Regions from separate parts of the Homo sapiens genome. Here region 1 is linked to region 2. A link is an interaction called in ENCODE POLR2A ChIA-PET data of the cell type or tissue named here. Cell type or tissue: MCF 10A. All regions are shown on one strand. Each heading gives the region's core, and the rest is flanking DNA. Links, peaks and the distances in the headings are about the cores only.

The links. Peaks named below come from ENCODE experiments on the same cell type or tissue, not always from the same donor. Only the 100,000 strongest peaks of a DNase experiment are listed, where the experiment ranks them.
Region 1: POLR2A ChIA-PET joins it to region 2 with 15 read pairs; 5 of 35 experiments call an interaction of 5 or more read pairs at or near these places.

The regions. Positions count from the first base shown.
Region 1 is chr17:62,818,839-62,828,741 of GRCh38, forward strand. All of the region lies in intron 1 of MARCHF10-DT (MARCHF10 divergent transcript), which reads left to right. Among named protein-coding and RNA genes, the nearest start is that of MARCHF10-DT, 15 kb to the left of the region's middle. RefSeq lists an enhancer at 6,307-7,043. In MCF 10A, for the core only: no CTCF peak of the experiment used is centred there; DNase peaks (open chromatin) are centred at 1,203, 2,543, 4,513, 6,123 and 1 weaker place.
Region 2 is chr17:62,870,689-62,880,591 of GRCh38, forward strand. No RefSeq gene overlaps it. Among named protein-coding and RNA genes, the nearest start is that of MARCHF10-DT, 67 kb to the left of the region's middle. In MCF 10A, for the core only: no CTCF peak of the experiment used is centred there; DNase peaks (open chromatin) are centred at 5,553 and 6,533.

The DNA of each region.
Region 1 (9,903 bases), core at 1,161-9,160, 51 kb before region 2:
TGTGCATTCCTCTGTGCGTACGTATGTGCATGCACGTATATGCGCGTGTGTGTGTGCATCTGATATATCGTCTGGAGCATATTGTAGAGACCCATGAGAAGGTTCCCCACTAGAATTGGTAGTTATGACCTCGTGATCCCTACTACAGCCTTTGATGAAACATCAAAATGTCACTCAAGCATGAGCTTGTCCATCAGCATGAGACATGATCAAATATGAATTATCAAAGAAATTTTCCCCAGTTCTGGGACACACACATGACCAGATGTTCCATGTTGGGTAGCATAGCCTGATTTTTTTTTTTCTGATGCTGAGTTTTGCTCTTGTCGCCCAGGCTGGAGTGCAACGGGCGCGATCTGGCTCACTGCAACCTCCGCCTCCCGGATTCAGGTGATTCTCCCTGCCTCAGCCTCCCAAGTAGCTGGGATTACAGGTGCATGCCACCATGCCTGGCTAATTTTTGTATTTTTAGTAGAGACAGGGTTTCATCATATTTGTCAGGCTGCTGACCTCAGGTGATCTGCCCGTCTCGGCCTCCCAAAGTGCTGGGATTACAGGTGTGAGCCACCGCACCCGGCCGCATATCCTGATTTTTAACTTCCAGCCTCTTGTTCCAATGCAATCCTCATAATGTCCCTTACTGATGTCCCTCTTTGTTGCATCCTGGGTCTTGCTCCTTTTACTCCCCTCTCTTTTCTTTCTCTTTTGATCTCCGCCTGTCCTTCCTCTTCTCTCCTTTCCCCTCCCCTCTCCATCCTTCCTCTCCTTCTCTTCTCTCTGCCTTTCTCATTAAGAGTCAAAGTTCCTTGCCAAACCACAGCTCTTAGGTTTCTATTTTCCCGAACAGATTTCTTGGCTGGTTTTACAGACTTTTCAATTGGTTCTCTCTTCTGCTTCCATGTAGTCTCTTCTCTGTTTCCAGTCACTGCTCCTAGACACTCTCCTCCCCTCCCTTAACAAGCCTAACCCCTAGGTTACAAAGTTTGAAAAATGTCAACAGGAAAAAGGGCTCTTCCTGTAGCCCTGTAAAAAAGAAGACGTGAAGGAGTTAACCTCGAGCGACATCAGTCTCCAGCCATCAGTACAGTGAGGCAGTTCTTGAAAACCAGACAGAACAGAAGGTATCACTGTGCAACGTCCCTTCTGTGGCTCACGGCGCCCTCTGAGTCAGGATAATGAGAGAACATTCTTAAAACATGACCTAACCACGCTCTGTCCTCAAACAAATTCCTGGATGTGTGTGGAGTAAGCTCTCCCAGCAAGCCTGAGCACAGACGTGCGGGGCGGGCTTGTTAGCACTCTTCTGAGTTGCTCCCTTTACAAAGCCACCTTCCCAGCCAGTTCATTTGTATTAAAGTAAACTTTTAAAAATAACCAGTCAGTCTGTCCAGCAAACATGCTATGGGCCTCTTATGGCTGTACTTTCATAATTTTATATTGTGGCGACTGGGTCTCTGTCTTGGGGGGTATTTGGGGGCCTTTGACTTCACACTGTAGCAGGAAGAAGTTATGCAAAATTCTCGTCAGATATAGAAAAAAGGAAACAGGATATCATTCATTTCCAGAATGGAGCAGAATCACAACACAGTGATTGTGATTGCAGAGTGTCCTTTATTTCACCTACACCTGAAGTTGTGTGTGTGTTTGTGCGTGTGTGTGTTTAATACAGGCGGCTTATCTGAGTGATTTTAAGAAATTAATTTAATTGAAAAATGATTAAATTACAAAGAGAGGAAAAAGCATTTGGTTGGCATTACATGGGGTCAGAGGCCACTGCTAATGCAATATTTCATCAATTGCCTCATTGCTATTCTTTCAATGATGTGATTTAGTTTCTCAAATAGCTCTTATCCTGGCAGGCTTGCCTTAGATACATTGTACAGAGGCCTTATAATCATTACAATGTATTTACTTAAACATTTTAAAAACAATTAAGCACTTTTAGATATATTTGTGTATGTGCGTGCGTGCATGCATGCGCGTGTGTGTGTGTGTGTGTGTGTGTGTGTGTGTGTGTGTGTGTGTACATGTCCACAGAGGGATTTTATAAATGTCCGGACAAGGGTTCTGAGTGAACACTAGGACAAGTGTTGAATTTATCCACTGTAGTGCCCTTCATGCATTTCAAAGAGCTCCATGCAGACTCATGTTAAGCTTTTTTCATGCCCTTTGAATATACCACTATCTCCCTTTAATACACTGAAGAAACAAGAGGACAAAGAGTCTCCCTGTGTTCCTTATCCAAGGCCACACAACTGTTGCTGGAACCTTGAGCTTTCTGAGTGCCAGGCACTTACTTGCAGTATATCGAACGCTGGGATATGGTGGAGGTTTAGTTTGTTAAAAAGTGTGATAGCCCTATGATTGTGGGAAAAAGTTTTGACATACTTTGTTTTTTATTTTAATGCAGATCAAGTCATTATAATGGTCTTTCTCTTAGAAGGCTACTGAGGTTGGGTTAAACAGTAACAGGGGTGCTTGGGAAAGGGTAGAGCAACATTTTGGCAGCATATGAATGGGTATGTGTGCACATGGGTGGTAATACCGCATGCCCTGACCTGTCCTATGCCTCTTCCCCTTCACCTTTGTTTCAAAATGTTGTGTCCAGCGTTGAAAAATGCTGGCACAGTTTGATGCAGGTGTTTGCAACCTCCTTCACCCCAAATGCCATGGTGGTGGGGATGCTAGGCTCTCTTAGCATCCCCCTCCTCGTGCTGCATGAGGTGGGAAGGCAAAATCATGTATTCATTCATCAAACGCTGATCAAGCACTTAAGTGCTAAGTACTGTTCGAGGTTCTGCGGATTCACAGAGGAATAATATTCGGTCTTTGTGCTAGCGGGGAGGTAGGAAAGTAAACAAGGCCATAGAGTAAGCTCTACGATAGAGGTAGATGTGGGCCTGGGTGGTGGTGGGGGCACAGGGGAGATGAAGGAGAGGAAAAGGAAGGTTCTCACGGTGAGGGATGGTGAAAGGCCTCCAAGAATTGCTGGAGGCCCCATTCAGTGGTGGGTGCTGGCGCGTCAGTTCCCTCTGAGAGGAAGCATTTCTCAGCAGCACCAAACACTGGCTAGACCTTGAGCTAGATGACGTTTGTTGTCAACTCTCCCAGCCTTCCTGTCTGCGCCCTTTCCCTCCCTGTCTGGAAGGAAGCTCCCAACAGCCTTTTCAAAATCTGCTTAGGGCAGCTATGCATAATCAATATTTATTGAATCAAATTGATCTGAAAAGTATTCGCACTACGGTATAAATGGCTCATACAGGGTACACCTGGGCACATGTACCTGGAAGCCTCAAGCTAAAAGAGCTTTTGCCAGCTCAGCAGGAGAGCTTCATAGTATGTTGGAGGCTCCTACACCCGAGTGCACATTTTCTGGATGGTTGCCCACTTTTTCTGTACTTTAAGCTGGCCCTACTTCCAAGCGCCCAGCCTTACATGTTTTCCCTTCCCTGCCCACTATTGTGGCTATATGATAAGGCAGGATGAGGGCCGATAACTGCTAGTCTCAGACCTTTTGGCTAGAAATGCCACAAGACTACAGCAACAACTGCTTTGAAGCCTGGGAGAGACCAGTGATGAAAAACAAAGTTGCGGCCAGGCACAGTGGCTCATGCCTGTAATCCCAGGACTTTGGGAGGTCAAGGCGGGCGGATCACTTGAGGTCAGGATTCAAGACCAGCCTGGCCAACATGGCGAAACCCTGTCTCTACTAAAAATACAGAAATTAGCTGGGAATGGTGGTGCATGCCTGTAATCCCAGCTACTTGGGAGGCAGAGGCAGGACAATCACTTGAGCCCAGGAGGTTGCAGTAAGCCGAGATGGTGCCACACACTCCAGCCTGGGTGACAGAGCAAGAAAGAAAGCAAAAGTAAAACAAAGTTGCAGTGAATGGGACTGGACGTTTAAATGTCTCTTTTAAATGCACTCACTATTTTGGTTCATGGTTTACCACTCGTATGTTTACTGCATGAGGGCAGAACTGGTGTGGCACATACATTGAAATTCTACCTCTAATGTGAGATAGAAAGCAGGGGGAACTGACCAGGAACCTCCACCTTATTCCCAGTCATAGCGTTCCACTAGGATTCTCCCATGGACCATATTTCAGTGTACAAAATTGTCATATTCACAGAAAGTACCACATTTGTTTCCCCAACCATCAGGGTTGTATAGTTACAGTCAGTGCCCTGTGCAGTAAAGACTGGCAATTGGATGTTTTTCAGACCTTCAACTTAGTTCATTATGAGAAGCTGTCTAAAAAAACAAACAAACAAGCGAACAACAAACTACAGTCTTCAATTAAAGGTTCAGAGGCCAGGCACAGAGGCTTATGCCTGTAACCCCAGCACTTTGGGAGGCCAAGGCAGGCAGATCACTTGAAGTCGGGAATTCAAGGCCAGCCTGGCCAACATGGCGACACCCTGTATCTACCAAAAGTACAAAAATTAGCTGGGCATGGGGTGGTGCTCGCCTGTAATTCCAGCTACTTGGAAGGCATGAGAATCACTTGAATCACCCAGGAAGCAGAGCTCACGGTGAGCCGAGATTACACCACTGCACTCCAGCCTGGGTGACAGAGCAAGACTCTGTCTCAAAAAAAAAAAAAAGAGGTTCAGAAAGTGGACACCTTTTAGCACTATCTAATAGAAATATGAGTCATATAAGTAATTTCAAATTTCCTAGGAATAATATTCAGAAAAGTAAAAGGAAATGGGTGAAATTCATTTTAATAACATATTTTACTAAACCCACTAAATTGAAACATTGTCGTTTCAACATGTAATGAATATTTTTTATTTTTAGAATCAGAGCCTCACTCTGTTGCCCAGGCTAGAGTACTGTGATGCAATCATGGCTCAGTCAACCTTGAACTCCTGGGCTCAAGCCATCCTCCCACCTTAGCCTCTTGAATAGTTGGGACTACAGGCCTGTGCACCACCACACCCAGTGATTTATTTTTATTTTTATTTATTGTAGAGATGGGGTCTCGCTAGGTTGCCCAGGCTGGTCTGGGACTCCTAGGATCAAGCAGTCCTCCTGCCTCAGCCTCTGGACTACAGGTGCATGCCACCTTGCTCAGCTAATTAAAACATTTTTTTTTTTTTAATGGAGACAGAGTCTTGCTCTGTCACCCAGGTTGGAGTGCAGTGGCATGATCTTGGCTCACTGCAACCTCTGCCTCCTGGGTTCAAGCAATTCTACCTCAGCCTCCCAAGTAGCTGGGATTACAGGCACCCGCTACCATGCCCGGCTGATTTTTTGTATTTTAGTAGAGACAGAGTTTCACCATGTTGCCCAGGCTGGTCTCGAACTCCTGAGCTTGGGCAATCCACCTGTCCTGGCCTCCCAAAGTGCTAGGATTACAGGCTTGAGCCACCACGCCCGGCCAACACTTTTTTTTTTTTTTTTTGAGACAGAGTCTTGCCACCCAGGCTGGAGTGCAGTGGCACGATCTCAGCTCACTGCAACCTCTACCTCCCAGGCTAAAGCAATTCTCCTGCCTCAGCCTCTCAAGTAGCTGGGATTACAGGTGTGTGCTACCATGCCCAGCTAATTTTTGTACTTTTAGTAGAGATGGTTCCAGCTACTTGGGAGGCTGAGACGGGAGGATAGCTTGAGTCTGAGAGGGTGAGGCTGCAGTGAGCTCTGATTGCGCCACTATACTCCAGCCAGGACAACAGAGTAAAACATTGTCTCAAAAATTAAAAAGAAAAAGAAAGAAAATGAAAAACAATGACCACACCTCTATATGTGTGTGTGTGTGTGTGTGTTTGTGTGTGTGTGTGTGTGTGAGAAATGAATGTTCTTTGCTGGCAATCTGACATACAGGAGAAATTAACAGAGTTAATGGCTATTCTGGCATCTGCTCCCAAGCCACTGAGACCACAGAATTAGAGGATGGGAAGGGACCTTGGAGATCTTGTTAACTGTGTCCTGGACCCTCATTGCAAGGAATCAGATTCAACTGGCCTAGGGAGGGGTCTAAGTATCAACATTTTTAGACGTCCCCTAGGTGATTCTAACGTAGGGGCTGGGCTCTAAATGCAGAAACATCCCTTTTGTTTTATAGGTGAAGAGACAGGGGCTAACTGAGGTCAGTGACTCATCTTACAGCTTGTTAGAGGCAGAGTGAAGCCCGGAATCCGGATATTCTTCTCTACCCAGCTCACACAGAGGACATTTCCATAATACCTTCATCATGGGTCATTCTCTTGCTTAACCCCAGAGTTGCTCTCATTTTGAATTGAGACACATTCCTCCGCTTAACCTAGCTTAGACACAAACTTCAACAAACTTCTCTGAACCCTTACTTGCCAAGAAAATCTTCAGATCAGTGAAAACATTGAAGTGATTCTGGTCCGGGACCATGGCTGTAAATGCCTCCCATTTTAGACCCAACTGGGACCTGACACCCTATACTGAATATAGAGTTTAATTAGAGGGTACAGGGAGGGGCCCCAAAGAAGCAAACACTTGAGTCTGATGAGTCTCATTGATGCACAGCCTAAGCCAGAGTGACCCATTAACAGGGTCTCACACTCAGATATATCTGAGTTCAGAGCAGGTAATGCATGTGAGTAGTGTGGGTTAGGTGGGGGCTCTGGCCCAAGCTCCTCCTAGCTATGCGGGGAGGATGCAATGCAAGTCCAGTCCTTCCAATTTCTCAAAGAAGTCGCAAATTTGGGTTTTTGTTTGTTTTGGTTTTTGTGAAAAACCCTGTTTTGTGAATGTTGGCAACTAGTTTGATTTTTAGAAAAACACTGTAAGAGTCAAATAAAACCCACTCGTGAGCTATATTCTGCTTGTGAGGCTTCAGAATACATCTTTTAGATAAGTCCAAGACTTTTTTTTTTTTCAGATGGTCTCGCTCTGTTGCCCAGGCTGAAGGGCAGTGACACACAGATCACTATAGCCTTGACCTCCTGGGCTCAAGCCATCCTCCCATTTCAGCCTCCCGAGTAGCTGGGATTACAGACATACACCACCAAGGAATATGACTTCATCATATTCAATATCGAGTTTTACTGGTTTCTAAAATGTTGGCCTAATACCATCATGTAGGTTGAGCATCCCTAATCCAAAAATTCAAAATCCGAAACTTTTTTTTTTTTTCTTTTTTTGAGACAGAGTCTTGCTCTGTCGCCCAGGCTGGAGGGCAGTGGCACGATCTCAGTTCACTGCAAGCTCTGCCTCCCAGGTTCACGCCATTCTCCTGCCTCAGCCTCTTCAGTAGCTGGGACTACAGGAGCCCGCCACCACGCCCGGCTAATTTTTTTGTATTTTTAGCAGAGATGAGTTTTCACCGTGTTAGCCAGGATGGTCTTGATCTCCTGGCCTCGTGATCCGCCCGCCTCGGCCTCCCAAAGTGCTGGGATAACAGGCGTGAGCCACCGCGCCCGGCCCAAAATCCGAAACTTTTTGAGCGCCAGCATGACACCACTAGGGGAACGTTCCACACTCGACGTCATGTGATGGGTTCAGTCAAAACATTGTTCCATGAACAGAATCATTAAAAATATTGAATAAAATTACCTTCAGGGTATGTGAATAAGGTGTATATGAAACATAAATGAATTTCGTGTTGAGACTTAATTCTATTCTCAAGATAGCTCATTTTGTATACAGAAATATTCCCAAATCTGAAAAATATCTGAAATTCGAAACACTTCTGATCCCAAGCATTTCAGATAAGGGATACTCAACCTGTCCTTACCTTGCCTTAGACATTGTGAAACTGATGACAGTCAACACTGGTACCAGAAGGAAAAGTAATTCAGAAGTCCCACCTCTGTTCCCCTTTTAAATGTTACTCATTTTCTCACTTTCCACTTTATTATTTATTTTGGGTGAGGCACTTGTGATTTTTTTTTTTTTTTTTTGAGACAGGGTCTCACTCTGTCACCCAGGCTGGAGTACAGTGACACGATCATGGCTCTCTGCAGCCTTGACCTTCCCAGTCAAGCTCAGGTGATCCTCCCACCTCAGCTCCCGAGTAGCTGAGACTGCAGGCATGCACCACCACACCCGGCTAATTTTTGTATTTTTTTTTTTTAAGACAGGGTTTCACCAGGCTGCCCAGGCTGGTTTCGAACTCCTGGGCTCTAGTGATCCACCCACCTCAGCCTCCCAAAGTATAGGCACGATTCCACGACTCCCAGCCATAAATTTTCATAATGAAGTTGAAATTAAAGATTATTACAGTTCATAAGATCCATATAATTTATTTCAAAGTTCTTTTTGAAGTTGTGAGTCAGGCTTACTAGCATCACCATGGGATAGATACTAGTTCTGCTATACACAACTATGTAAGGAAAAATGTTTTCATTCACTGCAAAATGAGACGGAAGCTTACATTGTAGCACTGGGGCAACCTCTTAGCCAATGAAATGATATTGCAAATAAAAAGCAAAATTACTCTTACCCACATTCTTCATTTTAAGAAAACACCCTTGGATAAGTACATAGAGTGAGAGTCCTTGATTTGAACTAATCTAAGGTATTAATAATAACAGGTGAATGCTTAGATAATGATTTAAGAGTTGATGCTAATTTACCCTTTAATTGGAAGTATTTATAAAGCAAACATAAATGTAAGTTATTTGTGAAGCATATAAGAGATGAACAGAAAATATGCATGTCATTTGTATTTTAGTTATTCTCCCTACACATACATAACCTTGATTTTTGCCACAGTTCGTTTTTCTACATGTAAAAAACTTAATTAGATTGTGTGCTTGTGACAATCAGTTTCAAGTATATTTCTGTGAGAAGCTCCACTGTCCCCAAATAACCAGAGGTAGGTAACAGTTTCTGACAAAAGCTTGAGGGAACAGGATTAAATGATAATTACAGCGATTATATTTTATCTAAAACCTTCAAGTCTCTGGAAAGCTGCTTGGTTTCTATTTTGGGCCATGCTGCCCACATATCTTAACGACAGAATTTATGCATAATTTTGCTCTTCCTGTTTTTATCTCTGTTTGGGTGTATTTATTACTTCATATGTGGTGATGCAAGGCTCATTGAAAGGTCCATTTATATCCTGGTTATCTGCATGGGGATCTAGCTGCTTTTCTCTCGCTGTTTCTAGAACTCTCACTGTAACATTCAGATTTGCTGGCACCCAGCCTTTTCCAGCACATATACATTCCGCTCCCTCAGTGACTCTATTTATGGGAGTCTATGTGATTTACTCAAGACTAATAAAGACCGTGTAGAAGGATGGGTCATGGATTTATCCATCCATGGAATTTTAGCGCATTCAGAGGGAGGTTTATCTTCTGTTCTTCCCCCGCTACCCCCCAATTTAATTAAAACAACAAAAAAGGCGTTAGTCCAAATGAGGGACAGTTGGCAGATCTGCGTTATTCAACTGGAGGGACTCCCTAGTTTCTGATGCTTGGAGATGGACAAGTAATTACCTCCTGTCTGTGACTATTTTCTACCAGGCTAAGCCCAATGTTTATTGTAAACTATCTGCCATTAAAAGCTGTAATAGCAAGCCTTATGTTCCCACACCATAAATTTGACTTGCAGTGTTTTTTTATTTACCTTCATGTTTTATTATATTCTTTGGAATGTTTCATTTTAAAGGAAGATAACGGGAGAATGAAAATTGAACAAATTCCAAATTCACGCTTGAATAAAGATATGCTTAACACACATACTTTTTGCATACACCCAGACCTCTGATGGCCACTTTCTGAATATTGGCAGCTTCTCTGTAACTATTAGAGGTAGTTGCTATAAGTGTATCACTTGTTAAATGGTCCTGAAAGTAGCCTAAAAATGAAAGTTTAAGCAGACCACATGGGCTGAGGGCAGTGATTCTCAAACTTTTGCATCTCATGAACACCCTTATTCGAAGACCCCAAAGAGCTTTTGTTTGTGTGATTATATTT
Region 2 (9,903 bases), core at 688-8,687:
GGTAATTAAGCAGCTCGAGCCATCTGCACGTGGAAAGCTCTACATTTTTAACGTCTCGTGGGGGCATCAAGTAAGTACAGGGCCAGCAATCTGTGTGCTACATCCCTTCCCAAACCAGAAAATCCAGACTCCACCCACAGGTGTCATCTCTCCTCGGCTTCCATTCCTTAGGGGGTTGGGGAGGCCGGGATGGGGTGAATTGGCTTGTTGAGTTTTAGGTACAAGGGCACAAAGATCATGCAGCACCCCCTCTACTGTTACAGCAGTGGTTTTCAACTAGAGGTGATTTTGCCCCCCAGGTGACCTTTGGCAAGGCCTGCAGACATTTTTGGTTGTCACAACTGATGGGGAGGGGGATGTTACCAATATCTGTCTAGTGGGCAGAGACCCGGGGATGTTGCTAAACATCCTACAATGCAAAGTGTGGCCTCCAACAACAGAGAAGTGTCTTGCCCCTGATGTCAATATCCCAAAGTGGAGAAATCCCAAGTTAGAGAAATCAGAATATCTGTCTTGTTAAAAAAAAAAAAAAAAAAAAGCTAGCATGACAGCTGACGAGAAAAAATTTTCACAAGGTAAAGGGTGGGACAGATCAAAACCCATTCAACAGATATCATTCCAACCGAAATTTCTGTATAGCAAGGAACTCCTGGGCCCCCACCAGCAAAAGTGTTGGGCAGAGCACCCTTTGGAGTTGTGGCAATGGAAGGAATTTGTAAGCCGACCTTCCTAGAAGGAAGGAGAGCAGAGTTGGAATGCTCTGTCCTGGCTTCCAAGGGACTTTGGCATGAGACAGATCCAGCTTCACATTCTGGGTCTGCTGTCTATGCACTATGGGTTCTTAGGTATTTCACATAATCTCTCTGGGACTCGGTCTTCTCAACTCTAGAATGGGAATCTAAGTGAGTATTATGAGAATTACATGGCGGAACGTGTGAAATGCCTGACCCCTATTGGGCCCTGGATATTAGCTCCTCCCATTTCCCCTCTTGTTTCAGCCTCAGGAACCCAGCTGCCCCCTCTCCATTGCTGGGTACTTTGGACTTTTGAGGAATATGAACAAATGTACTGGTCCTATAAATGACTGAGGTCAGTTTATTCAGCAACGAGCAAAGGACAAAAGCACCATTTTTGGAATTTTGGCTGGTAGCCTTAGACTAAATTTAGGCATGAGGGACAGAAAAACCCAAGAAACGGGTGAGATGAGAGGCAGTATTGCATTGATCAAAAGTATGGCAGGCCAGGTGCGGTGGCTCATGCCTGTAATCGCAGCACTTTGGGAGGCAGAGGTATGTGGATCACCTGAGGTCAGGAGTTCGAGACCAGCCTGGCCAACATGGTGAAACCCCATCTGTACTAAAAATACAAAAATTAGCTGGGCGTGGTGGCAAACGCCTGTAATCCCAGCTACTCAGGAGGCTGAGGGAGGAGAATCACTTGAAACCGGGAGGTGGAGGTTGCAGTGAGCTGAGATTGTGCCACTGCACTCCAGCCTGGGTGACAGAGCAAGACTCTGTCTCAATAATAATGATGATAATAATAATAATAATAAAAAGAGAATGCACATGGCCGTGCCTGATGGCTCATGCCTGTTAAATGCGGCACTTTGGGAGGCCAAGGCAAGTGGATTGCCTGAGTCCAAGAGTTTGAGACCAGCCTGGGCAACGTGACGAAACCTCGACTCTACTGAAAATGCAAAAAATTAGCCAGGCGTGGTGGCACATGCCTGTAGTCCCAGTAACTCAGGAGGCTGAGGTGGGAGAATCACCTGAGCCTGGGAAGTCCAGGCTGCAATGAGCCGTGATCATGCCATTGCGCTCCAGCCTGGGCACAGGTTTCAAGTCCAGCTCCCCATTTACTGGCTGTGTGTGACCTCAAGCGAGTGACTTGGCTGAGCTTCACTTTCTCATCTATGAAATGGGGTTATTATTATATCGTCTAGTACTATGTAAAGATAAAAGATAATGTATATAAAAGTGCCTAGCCTGGTGCCTAATATTAGGTAGGCACCTGATAACTGATAGCATGCATATTCATATAAACAATCTTCCTTTTTTTTTTCTTTTGAGATAGAGTCACACTCTGTTGCCATGCTAGAGTGCAGTAGTGCAATCTCAGCTCACTGCAACCTCCACCTCCTGGGTTCAAACGATTCTCCTGCCTCAGCCTCCTGAGTAGCTGGGATTACAGGCGTTTGCCACCACGCCTGGCTAATTTTTTTTTTTTTTTGAGATGGAGTCTTGCTCTGTCACCCAGGCTGGAGTACAGTGGCATGATCTCTGCTCACTTCAACCTCTGCCTCCTGGGTTCAACCAGTTCTCCTGCCTCAGCCTCCTGAGTAGCTGGGGCTACAGGTGCCCGCCACACGCCTGGCTAGTTTTTCGTATTTTTAGTAGGGATGGGGTTTCACCATGTTAGCCAGGATGGTTTCAATCTCCTGACCTCATGATCCTCCCTCCTCACCCTCCCAAAGTGCTGGGATTACAGGCATGAGCCACCGTGCCCGGCCTTTTTTTTTTGTATTTTTAGTAGAGACGGGGTTTTACCATGTTGGCCAGGTTGGTCTCAAGCTCCTGACCTCAAGTGATCTGCCCACGTCGGCTTCCCAAAGTGCTGGGATTACAGGCGTGAGTCACTGCACCTGGCCTGCTTGTTTTTTTTTTAAGTAAAACTGTCGTGCGTCGTCCAACCCCACATCTTCACTGGTGCTGACAGTGAGGCTAAGGGCTGTGTATTAGGAAGAATGTCCTCCCTTATCCCATCTAAAACAGATTTCCCTCAGTATGATATGCTAGTGCCAGCCATCACAACGTTATGTAAGTAATTTTTGAAGCTATTTCTGTTTTTAGCCTATTCTACCTCTTGGGGGGTAATGAGTTCCATACATTTAGCAACCATTTTTAACTTGCTTGAAATCTTGAGAAAATCTCAAGAAACCTCTTCTTTAAAAAAATTGTTTAAATTGACAAATAGTAGTTGTTCGTATTCATGGGGTAGCTAGTGATGTTTTGATACACATGATGTATAATGATCAGATCAGGGTAATTAACATATTCATAATCTCAAACATTTATCATTTCTCTATGTTGGTAACATTCAGTATCCTCCCTCTCCCTATTTGAAACTGTATAATATATTATTGTTAACTATAGCCATCTTACAATGATGTAGAACAATAGAACTTACTCCTCCTACCTAGCTGTAATTTTGTATCCTTTATCAAATCTCTCCCTACCCCTCCCTTCCTCCTCCCCTTCCTGTCCTCTAGTATTCTCTGTTCTACTTTTTACTTCTGTGAGATCAACTTTTTTTTAGCTTCCACATATGAGTGAGACCATGCAGCGTCTTCATTCTAATAAGCTGGGGTTTGGTCTATTTTCACATTATCTGTACTTTTCATAATTCTTGAAACTGCAGTATATCCTGTCAACCTCCAGCCTTCACCCTGACCTCATACAGAAGCCCCTCCAGCCCCTTAATCACTTGAAATGCTTTGTGAACTCCCTGCTTTCTTTCTTGAAATGTATCAACCAGAACTGCACATTCCAGTCTGTGTTAGAAACAAAGGTTAGCCGGGCATGGTGGCAGGCACCTGTAGTCCCAGCTACTGGGGAGGCTGAGACAGGAGAATTGCTTGAACCCGGGAGGCGGAGGTTGCACTGAGCCGAGATTGTGCCACTGCACTCCAGCCTGGGCGACAGTGCAAGAGTCCGTCTCAAAAAAAAAAAAAAAAAGAAACAAAGGTAAAGTGATGTTTTCTTTCCCTACAACCCCCCCTACCTCACCCCCTTACTTTTTCTAACAATTTCCCAAACTTGGTTCGCCTTTGGGCGCCAGAGCACTTTCCTGAGCACTCTGCAATGAGTCCCAAGTCCCTTTCCTGGGTCACAATCGTTGGTTCATAGTGGCAGCAGCTCGTCCTCTATAGTTTGTACTTTTTCTCCTTGTCACTCTTATTTCCCACTGAAGTATATCTGCCAAAGTTGTGCCCACTCACCCAACCTCATTGCACCTCACCAGTTGGCTTCTGTCTGTATTTTTTTGTTTGTTTTTTGTTTTTCGTTTTTTTTTAGACAGAGTCTCACTCACTTGGTCGTCCAGGCTGAAGTGCAGTGGCACGATCTCGGCTCACTGCAACCTCTGCTTCCTGGGTTCAGGTGAGTCTCCTGACTCAGCCTCCCGAGTAGCTGTCATTACAGCTGTGCACCACCATGCCCAGCTAATTTCTGTATTTTTAATAGAGACGGGGTTTCACCATGTTGGCCAGGCTGGTCTCGAACTCCTGACCTCAAATGATCCACCTGCCTCGGGCCCCCAAAGTGCTGGGATTACAGGTGTGAGCCACTGCGCCTGGCCTCACAGTCGGCTTCTTGTTGAACAGACATCTAAAAGCCTAGAGATTACACTCCTAAATTGTTGTGTGATCCCACCCGATTTTACCCAGTTGACTGAAGCTCTTTGGAAGTGCGGCTCTAAATATGTCATTGCTAAAATTTTTTCCTTCCACAGGGGATAATTAAATCATGTCAAATATAGAAGCGACTTGCTCATCCCTCCCAAGCAGATTTATGGAAACTCACCTGGAAACCACCACAACCTGGAAAGGTGGCAGGAGGATGTTTATCAGGCACGTATGAGCCCAGCTTCTCAGAAGATAGACACAGGTGCCTTTGTCTCTGAACAAGTGGCAGGAGCTGGAGCCACAGTCACACTGGGGTTCTGAGTGGCTTGAGACGGGACATTGTGAGGTTTACCAGGAGGACCAAAAGCACTCAAAGTATGTGGAGGTCAGAGCAGTGGCAAAGAAGGAGTCCAGGCGGGCTGGGGAGGGGTCAAGGGGCATCAGGCAGCACGTCTGGGAGCCAGGATGACAGATGGGAGATTCAAAACAGGGCACCACTAGAAGCCTGAAAGGAAGGCAAGGTTTTATCAGGGTAGGAACTGAGCTCTGGAGAAAGAACAGGACAACTGGCCATGGCTGAAAAGGGGGCACAGGGTCAGCAAGTTGAAGACAGATCCTTATGATAATGAACCAGGGTGGAAACAGGAAAAGAGGGTTTGATGCTTTCTTTGGGGCAAACGATTCTCTCCCTATTCCTGCAACAATAGCGCAGGTTCCTAGATCAGTCATTTGGTCCATTAGCAGCTAATGCTGGTTGTGGGTATCACACCAGTAGATGGCCATCACCTTCATAAAGCTCCTGCACAATGCTCAGCTCGTGAGTGCTCCAAGGAAAACATTTCTGTGGTGACTGTGTTTGGGATTTTTGCAAACTACAGGTCCTTCTTGGGGATTCACAGTGTACATTAGCTCTGAATGTGTACAGCGTGCATTTTAAACACTCTGCCAACTCCTGAGGTATAGAAATCTGTTTCATTGTTTTTAATTTAATGTTTCTCAAATGTAGTTGACACCCGGGTCCAACAGGATCCTTTTGCTATATAACAACCCTGAACATTCTGTGGACACACCTTGAGAAACATTGTTCTAGAACATTCCTAATCTGGTGTTCCCAGGCCCTTCACAGCCTGGGCCTGCCCTTGTTTCCCAACTTTTCCTTCCTTTATTTTCTGACATTCCAGCCACATTAAGCTCTTCCCTTGCACACGCTCCTGTTGCACATTTCCTTCTTTCTTGCTATAGCAGGTGATTCATCATCTGCCCAAAAATGGGAAAAAAGCTGAGCCCTGCTCACTTCACCTCACTGTCACCCTCATGTCTGTCTATCTTTTGAGACCCACCTCAAAAGGAGCCCTGGATTCATTCTCTGCCCCATCTCTGCTCCTGCCTTCCTGTTCCTATAAATAATCCTTTGCCGCCTCTGATCCCTTCTGTCCTGGTATCTGTTACTGTCAGGGCACTTCACATGTTTTACTTTGTATAAGGCCATTTATGCCTTTTTTATTCAAACAGAATCCACGTCTCACTTTTGTACCCACCCCCCTACCAACAGAACACAGCATATTTGTAGGATTGTTAGTGGGAGCAGAAAATATGATGCCAAAACTTCTGAGGTTGGGGTAAGTTCTCTTCTCAACATTCAGGCCAGAGTTGGCAAATACCTGGCTCACCTGCTGCCAACCTGTACTCTCTCACTAATGGCACAGACTCATCAGAGAAGGCCCCAGGAGCTTCTCAACACAGTGCTCCCAGCAGTCATGATCAATGGGTTAGAAAAGGCATGAGAGAGGAAATCTGTTATCCCTGATTTAGACCTTTTGCCAAAGTGAAAGTTAGGAGAATTTAGTAAGCTGAATGTGGGAGCTGTTAATGCTACAGACCAATGACTGTCCTCTAACAGAACAGAGCAATTAGCAAAAGTATTCATTATACTTTCATGTTCATGTCTAGTCTCAAGGCTAATTATTTGTATAATTAAGATGTTACCAAATGCAAACAATTGATGAGCCTGATTTCTTGGAATGAAACATGAGACTTATGAAATGTAAATAGCTGTGAATCACTAACAGCTTTCCTTTACTTAGGCATTCTACCAAGGCATAGCCCTGTTACATTAAAGAAACAATGGAAGTATAATCCCATTCATATTTTTTAGATGACAAAACAATATGACGTATGAATTTAAATCATAGAAAAAGCACAGGTTTTAATTCTCACTCCACCATTTTCTAGCTGTGTGCCCTTGGCTGTGTTACATAAGCTCAATTTACTCGTGTTACTTACAGAGAGATGTCAGTTTCCACATTCAGAAAATGGGTGTAATAGCCCCTAGTTCAGAGGACTGCTGTGACAATCAAATGAGTTAACATGTGGAAAGAGTGCACAATCAATGTGAGCCATTGTTTTCATTATTCTACTTGTATCTACAGATTATACTTTGACAATGATCGCTTGGATTTTTTACAGTATGTAAAAAACATTAGAGAGAAATGGAATGTATATAGATGTCTCGCTATAACACCATCTGTGTGTTACTGAAAAGCTTCCATGGTCTAAAAATGGCCACAAGCCCCAAAATAACAGGGTTGGTGGGGAAAAAAAAATAGGGTTGGGACAGTCTACTCAAAACCTGGCTGGGTGCAGTGGCTTACGCCTATAATCCCAGCACCTTGGGAGGGTGAGGCCAGAAGATTTCTTGGGCCCAGGAGTTCAAGACCAGCCTGGGCAACATCATGAGACCCTGTCTACACACACACACACACACACACACACACACACACACACACACACACAGACACACACACAATTAGCCAGGCATGGTGGCACACACTTGCAGTCCCAGCTACCCAGGAGGCTAAGGCAGGAAGATTGCTTGAGCCAGGGGAGGTTGAGGCTGCAGTGAGCTGTGATTACACTACTACGCTTCAGCCTGGATGACAGAGCAAGGCCCTGTCTCAAAAACAAAACAAAATGAAAAACAAAAACAACAACAAAAAAACTATGCAATTGTAACCAGAGCACTCACAAAAACAATGTCAAAACTAATGAAACATTACCCCAGTAAGCCTCAGCTTTCACAAACATTTGCACACCGCATCCCAGCCTTGAACCCTAGGGCTCCTCCTGCTGCTTTGAGATATAGGCCCTGGAGGGCATTTGCTTCTAATAGGGACCAGTTTTATCAAAATTAAACATTTGATTTAAAGAGCGGTGTTCTTCGCTAACCCATCCTTCTAATACAAAGAGAAACGTTTTCACTGCTTCTTCAACAGCACCCTCAGTTTTTCCAGAAACTTGACAAGAGAACAGCATAGTGGTTCCCAAGTCACTAAATCAGTCAGTCCCTGCAGCTAAAGAAGGCAGCTGTGTGTATTCTCAGCTTTTTCTTAAGGCCTCCATAGAGTGCTAAGGTTTCCTCTTATTAAAGAGGTAGTTATTGTGAGAAAGCTGGCTCCTGGCTTCAAAACATTTACATGCTGGGGGAAAAAAGTGCATAGGAACCCACATGACATCTGTGTTATACCAATTCCCCTGTTTACTCATGGCTTGTGAGGTCGCTCATATATAAGAAACATTTGTAGCAACAACAGTTTATATTGAATATCTCCAATCTGCTAGTTGATGTGGTAAGAACTAAATAGAAGCCATGTGATTTAATCTGCACATTAGTCGAGTGTGGTAGAGGTAAGGTATCCTTACCTTTGAGGCTTAGAGACATTAAATAACTTGCCTGAGATTACAAGTTTTTAAGTAGTAAAGCCAAAATTCCTACCTGGAATCTAACGTCAAACCTCATGCCTTTTGAGATCACACTATCCCTACTAAGGATGGCTGGAGGCAGGAAAGAAGACCGACATCCCTGGCCATGGTAATGAGTGAAAGCCTGATTCCTAACCACAAGTCACTAACATTTAATTGCATTTAATCCTCACAACAACCCTGCTACACAGTTATTATTACCACCAATTTATCGATGAGGAAACTGAAGCTCATTCATCAAAAGACAAGCCACCCAATTTTTAAAAATAGACTGAAGATTTGAAGGAAGAAACGTCCATTAGAAAACATGCAAATCAAAATCACAGTAAGATGGCACTTGACACCCACTAGACGGGTGGTGATTATAATAAAAAAGACATAATAACAAGTGTCGGTAGTTGGTGATGATGTGGAGAAATTGGAACCCTCGTACACTGCTGGTAGGAATGTAAAATGGTGCAGCCACTTTGGAAAACAATCTTTCAGTTCCTCAAACAACTAAACAGAGTTATCATATGATCCAGCAATTCTGCTCTAGATATATACACAGAGAAATGATAACATATCTACACACAAAAAGGTACATGAACATTAATAGCAGCATTATCCATAAAACCAAGTGGAAACCAAAATTTCCATCGACTGATGAATGGATAAATAAAATTATATCTGTTTAATTAAATATTTGGCAAGAAAGAAATTAAATGCTGATACATACTACAATCTGGATGAACCTTGGAAACTTTATGCTAAATGAAAGAAGCCAGCCACAAAGGACCACATATTGTACGATTCTATTTTTTGAAATGTCCAGAATGGGCAAGTATATAGAGACAGAAAATAGAATTGTGGTTGCTTAGGGGTGAGGATGATGAAGGGTTTGTGGGGCAATGGCTACGGAGTACAGGGTTTCTTTTGGAGTGATGAAAATGTTCCAACGTTGATTGTAATAATGGATATACAACTCTGTGAATATACCAAAAGCCTTCGAAGTGTACACTTTAAATGGGTGAATTGTGTGGTAATTGAATTATATCTCAATAAAGCTGTTTTTAAAAAAAAAATCTTTAAAAGATTTGAACAGGCACTTCCAAAAGGAAGCCATCCAGATGGCCATAAGGATATTTTTTTAAAGTGTTCAACATCATTAATTATCAGGGAAACACAAATTAGAACCACAGCAGGCTATCTCTACACAACTACTAGGATGGCTAAAATTACAAACACAAAATTTTGGCAAGGATATGGAGTGAAAGAGTTAAAAATATATTACCCTGGCATATTAACTATTTAAGCTAAAGGCACTTGAAAAATAGCAGATGCAAAAAAGAAAAAAAATCACTTTGACCTTCATGCTGTTTCTTAAAAGCAGAAGATGAAATTCCTGTGTGAAGATGCCCTCCCTATTCTAGGAGAAGAGGCAACAGCCTTATCTTCAAGGACAAGAAGTAGAGACCAAGAGAATTCTGTACAGACCTTGTCAAAATAACTCTTATCATTTAACCCTCCCCACATAATTTAGTTGCTTCTTCACAACTAACTATTGTCCAGTTCAGTAGATAAGTAACTGACTCTAACTTCTTCCTCAGGTCTTTGTTTCTTTCTGAGGACTCTTGTGCCACATAAAACTTTTATTATGCCTTTCTCCTCTTTATCCATCTTAAGTCAGTTTAATTCTCAGACCCAACAGGGACCCTAAGAGGATGGGGGTAGAGATTTTCTGCTCCTGCAGAAGCAACTGG